2 separate regions of the Homo sapiens genome follow, and region 1 is linked to region 2. A link is a contact called in ENCODE Hi-C data. All regions are on one chromosome and are shown on one strand. Each heading gives the region's core, a stretch centred on a gene start or an enhancer-like site at or near the end of the contact. The rest is flanking DNA. Distances are from core to core; before and after follow the strand shown.

Region 1 (3,018 bases), core at 17-2,516, 49 kb before region 2:
AAAGTGGAATTTCGGGGTAAACCTGAGAGTAGCCTCTTCTACAGAGGTTTAGCCTTCTCCAGCCTATCGTTCTCTTGGTCCTTCTAACCAGGGGTCGACCATTCCTGTACCTAGTTCTCAGCCCTCTATTTCCCTCTAGTGACTGCTTTCAGCATTACCTCACCCAAGCGTTTAACCTTGTATTAAAGCGCTTGGTTTCATGGGTTAACAGACTGTAGGAACAGTTCGCTAAATTGAGAACCCAGAGTGCATTACATTACATGCCATATTTTAAATATTGATATGCGTATGAAAATATTTTAAAGCATTCATTGAAGACTCATAAAAAGCAAGGATATGGAAGACTAGTATCTCAATGTCAAAAAAGAGAGAAGTCTGGATTTTAGAAATAAAACTAATTAATAGGTTGACTGTGGTTCCCTGATTTTAAAAAATCAAGTTGGCTGGGAAGTTGGTTTTTATTCAGTAAGTTACTACAGGAATTGGTGATTATTAGAAGTGGTCTTAAATTGTTTGAAAATAATTCAAGCCCAAAATATATCACTTAAATTTCTTGCAGTGGTGCCAGCTACTTGAGAGGCTGAGATGAGAGGATTGCTTGAGGCCAGGAGTTTAAGGCTGCGGTACACTATGAATGCACCTGTGAATGGTCACTGCACTCCAGCTTGGGCAATATAGTGAGACCCTGTCTCTTAAAAAATGAAAAAGAAAAGTAAATTTCTTCCAGCATGCAAAATCCGGGGAGGTTATACATATGCTATGTCTCAGTTTCAACAAGCCTTGTAGAAAAGACAATCCTTTTAATCAGAAAAAAAATAAACTGAATGATAAGTAAAAAGTTGAACGTGACATTAAAAAGGGAATTGAGTAACAAATCAAAGTTAACCTAAGGGCAGTTATTCAATAACAATTTATAAGGCTTTGTTCTGAGTTAGTTCTGTCCCCTCAAACTCTTAAACGCATGATTCAGATGAAGACACATATTTACCAGAATTAACAGGAGGGATAGCTAACATATTGAAGGACAAAATTAAGTATCTTCTAGATCTTTAAAGAGCAGGAAGAATGAGAGAAGGCGTCAAGAAACAAAACATTCTCTCTGTAGATTCATAAAATAAACTCCTCTTCTACGAGAGAGGACAACTGGCTTAAGAACAGTGAATATAGAAAAAAGAAATAACTTGGGGTTTTAGCTGCCTGCAAGTTCACCGTGTGCCAACAGTATGACGTGCTGCCAAATAAGCTCGTGTGAGTCTTAATAAAGTGTCGACTTCAGATCAAGAAAGGGAGTAGTCCCATTGAACTTTACACTGTCCAGACCACATCTGAAGGATTATGTTCAATTCAAAGTGCCAGATTGTAAGAGGGACACTGACACACTGAAGTGTGTGCCAAGGAGATCTGGCAACCAGAGAGCATGAGGATTGGCTGAAATAACTGAAACAACTCAGAAACGTGGTAACTGTCTTCACATATTTGAAGAACATTAACATAGAAGAGATTCCAGATTTGTTAAGATTCCAGACAAGAAGAGCCTGGATTAATCCAAATGAGAACCTTATATTAGTAAACTCTTCAGAAATAAAATGAGCTGTCTGGTGAGATATTGAACTTCCCCATATTGGAAGCATTTTTGACAGCTGTACTACTAAGTAACAAGTATGGGCCTTTATAGCTGTACTGCCCTGGGTTTCTAATGCCTTCTCATAAATCTTTATCTTTTATGATTCTGGTTTCTATTTGTTTCTTCAAGCATTTTTAAAACTTCCATTTATTTCCCTTTATTCCCAATCCTTTCTCCCAATTCTTAGTCTTGGGCAGTGTTGGCAGTGTTTGGTGCCATAAACAGAACAACAGGACACCACGTCAGTATACCAGTGCTTCAACTGTATGCAAATTTCTTTAAGAATAGGGTGCTGCCTCATAACAAACTCCAGAGAAAATAATTCCCATTCTTATGCCTAGTCACGGTATAATCAGGAAAGCATACGCTCTTAATGTGCAAGACTTAATAGCTATAAAAATAAAGAGAATACAGTCACTTTAGCATAAGTTTAAGGGGCTGATGTGTAATATTTTAATATTCACATTACAAAACCAAACAGAATTTATATACTTCCAGAATTTGCAGGCCTTTTGAAGCAAAATTACTATCTCTCCCCTCTTCCTCTCCCTCTCTTTCTTCCCTTTCCCTCATCTTATATTCACCCTTTTTCCCTCTTTCTCTCTCTTTCAAGATTTGTCTCACAACTGTTGGATAATGTTTCTCAGTGAATAGTTCAATGTCCCTTTCCCATGCTTCTCTTGAGCTGTTTCCTCATTACCAAACCAAACCTACTGCCAGCTCCAGGGCTCATCTGGATGGGGCTTCCTACATCTGCTATGCTAGGAATAGCTTTTCCCTTCACCAGCCAGTCATAAAGCAATGATGAGGTTGCAGCAGAGGCAGGTATTAGGGGAGCATAAAAGGAAGGGGGAGGGTTAGAATAGGACTATTCTTTCTTTTCTATGATGGATTTCCTTCAGGGCAGCTCTGGGCAGCTGAAATCACTTCAAAGGGAGGGAAAAGGAGAAGCTGTTCTTTCAGAAACAGGTTTCTCCTTTCAGACAGTCCCACATTATTAGGGCCGTGTAATCACTTTTCAGTACATTTTATTAGAACTTCATTTTATTTCCCGAGAACCATATAGCTTACATCTGTATAGCATCTATTTCTATGAACCCCCAGAGCCTGGGCTTCTACAGTGTCTGCCTCCATTTCCAGATTAAAAGTTGGGGGGAAACTAGAGGAAAGAACATCTCCAACACCTCTTTTATGTCCACCAAAGAGCTTTTAAAATTAAGGGGAAGACAAACTGTGTGCCATAGCAATGCTCTTCTACTTCTCAAGGGTGTTCCAAGACATAAGGATCTAACAAAATATACTTGGAGTGGAGTACAGATCGCAAAAGTGCATTAACAGTGAAGAGATCATCAGTTTTCACTCTTTTTGCCTTCATTTCTTCATATTCAGATGAC
Region 2 (2,868 bases), core at 348-2,847:
TAATTTAGGGATCATTGTTTTATGTAGAATATCTCTTTTATCCTGCCCTGATAACAATTTTTTTCTCTTTTCTTAAGGTATCAGATACACACCGGACTTCAACATTCTATCATAAGACCTACCCAACCCAACTGTTTACCTCTGGACAATGCCACCCTACCTCAGAAACTGAAGGAGGTTGGATATTCAACGCATATGGTCGGAAAATGGCACTTGGGTTTTTACAGAAAAGAATGCATGCCCACCAGAAGAGGATTTGATACCTTTTTTGGTTCCCTTTTGGGAAGTGGGGATTACTATACACACTACAAATGTGACAGTCCTGGGATGTGTGGCTATGACTTGTATGAAAACGACAATGCTGCCTGGGACTATGACAATGGCATATACTCCACACAGATGTACACTCAGAGAGTACAGCAAATCTTAGCTTCCCATAACCCCACAAAGCCTATATTTTTATATATTGCCTATCAAGCTGTTCATTCACCACTGCAAGCTCCTGGCAGGTATTTCGAACACTACCGATCCATTATCAACATAAACAGGAGGAGATATGCTGCCATGCTTTCCTGCTTAGATGAAGCAATCAACAACGTGACATTGGCTCTAAAGACTTATGGTTTCTATAACAACAGCATTATCATTTACTCTTCAGATAATGGTGGCCAGCCTACGGCAGGAGGGAGTAACTGGCCTCTCAGAGGTAGCAAAGGAACATATTGGGAAGGAGGGATCCGGGCTGTAGGCTTTGTGCATAGCCCACTTCTGAAAAACAAGGGAACAGTGTGTAAGGAACTTGTGCACATCACTGACTGGTACCCCACTCTCATTTCACTGGCTGAAGGACAGATTGATGAGGACATTCAACTAGATGGCTATGATATCTGGGAGACCATAAGTGAGGGTCTTCGCTCACCCCGAGTAGATATTTTGCATAACATTGACCCCATATACACCAAGGCAAAAAATGGCTCCTGGGCAGCAGGCTATGGGATCTGGAACACTGCAATCCAGTCAGCCATCAGAGTGCAGCACTGGAAATTGCTTACAGGAAATCCTGGCTACAGCGACTGGGTCCCCCCTCAGTCTTTCAGCAACCTGGGACCGAACCGGTGGCACAATGAACGGATCACCTTGTCAACTGGCAAAAGTGTATGGCTTTTCAACATCACAGCCGACCCATATGAGAGGGTGGACCTATCTAACAGGTATCCAGGAATCGTGAAGAAGCTCCTACGGAGGCTCTCACAGTTCAACAAAACTGCAGTGCCGGTCAGGTATCCCCCCAAAGACCCCAGAAGTAACCCTAGGCTCAATGGAGGGGTCTGGGGACCATGGTATAAAGAGGAAACCAAGAAAAAGAAGCCAAGCAAAAATCAGGCTGAGAAAAAGCAAAAGAAAAGCAAAAAAAAGAAGAAGAAACAGCAGAAAGCAGTCTCAGGTTCAACTTGCCATTCAGGTGTTACTTGTGGATAAGCACAAATATTTCCTGTTTGGTTAAACTTTAATCAGTTCTTATCTTTCATCTGTTTCCTAGGTAAACCAGCAAATTTGGCTCGATAATATCGCTGGCCTAAGCGTCAGGCTTGTTTTCATGCTGTGCCACTCCAGAGACTTCTGCCACCTGGCCGCCACACTGAAAACTGTCCTGCTCAGTGCCAAGGTGCTACTCTTGCAAGCCACACTTAGAGAGAGTGGAGATGTTTATTTCTCTTGCTCCTTTAGAAAACGTGGTGAGTCCTGAGTTCCACTGCTGTGCTTCAGTCAACTGACCAAACACTGCTTTGAATTATAGGAGGAGAACAATAACCTACCATCCGCAAGCATGCTAATTTGATGGAAGTTACAGGGTATACCATCCGCAAGCATGCTAATTTGATGGAAGTTACAGGGTAGCATGATTAAAACTACCTTTGATAAATTACAGTCAAAGATTGTGTCACCTCAAAGGCCTTGAAGAATATATTTTCTTGGTGAATTTTTGTATGTCTGTCATATGACACTTGGGTTTTTTAATTAATTCTATTTTATATATATATATATGTTTCTTTTCCTGTGAAAAGCTGTTTTTCTCACATGTGAACAGCTTGCACCTCATTTTACCATGCGTGAGGGAATGGCAAATAAGAATGTTTGAGCACACTGCCCACAATGAATGTAACTATTTTCTAAACACTTTACTAGAAGAACATTTCAGTATAAAAAACCTAATTTATTTTTACAGAAAAATATTTTGTTGTTTTTATAAAAAGTTATGCAAATGACTTTATTTTATTTTTATTTCCTGCATACCATTAGAATAATTTTATTTCATTTCTTCAAATTACCAAGCACTGTAATACTATAAATTAATGTAATACTGTGTGAATTCAGACTATAAAAAACATCATTCAGAAAACTTTATAATCGTCATTGTTCAACCAAGATTTTGAATGTAATAAGATGAATATATTCCTTACAAATTACTTGGAAATTCAATGTTTGTGCAGAGTTGAGACAACTTTATTGTTTCTATCATAAACTATTTATGTATCTTAATTATTAAAATGATTTACTTTATGGCACTAGAAAATTTACTGTGGCTTTTCTGATCTAACTTCTAGCTAAAATTGTATCATTGGTCCTAAAAAATAAAAATCTTTACTAATAGGCAATTGAAGGAATGGTTTGCTAACAACCACAGTAATATAATATGATTTTACAGATAGATGCTTCCCCTTGGCTATGACATGGAGAAAGATTTTCCCATAATAATAACTAACATTTATATTAGGTTGGTGCAAAACTAGTTGCGGTTTTTCCCATTAAAAGTAATAAACTTACTCTTATACAAAGTGGACACTGTGGGGAGATACAGAGAAATGG

Evidence for each region. A loop is a pair of places that touch in the nucleus more often than their neighbours do. Pooled maps may share reads with other maps.
Region 1: a loop to region 2 is called in a map of naive thymus-derived CD4-positive, alpha-beta T cell, with 5 times the contacts of the local background. The contact joins two enhancer-like sites. A Hi-C loop is called at or near these places in 3 of 168 maps with a recorded cell type or tissue (CD4-positive, alpha-beta memory T cell, CD8-positive, alpha-beta T cell and naive thymus-derived CD4-positive, alpha-beta T cell) and 6 of 50 pooled maps.

The regions. Positions count from the first base shown.
Region 1 is chr4:113,949,751-113,952,768 of GRCh38, reverse strand. All of the region lies in intron 1 of ARSJ (arylsulfatase family member J), which reads left to right. Among named protein-coding and RNA genes, the nearest start is that of ARSJ, 28 kb to the left of the region's middle. Within about 2 kb of position 1,266, at least 2 of the 41 ENCODE cell types and tissues checked have a DNase peak (open chromatin) inside an H3K27ac peak, as active enhancers do.
Region 2 is chr4:113,900,885-113,903,752 of GRCh38, reverse strand. ARSJ (arylsulfatase family member J) reads left to right here. Exons shown (of 2, transcript NM_024590.4): 2 at 78-2,868. The coding sequence ends at 1,479. Among named protein-coding and RNA genes, the nearest start is that of ARSJ, 77 kb to the left of the region's middle. Within about 2 kb of position 1,597, at least 4 of the 41 ENCODE cell types and tissues checked have a DNase peak (open chromatin) inside an H3K27ac peak, as active enhancers do.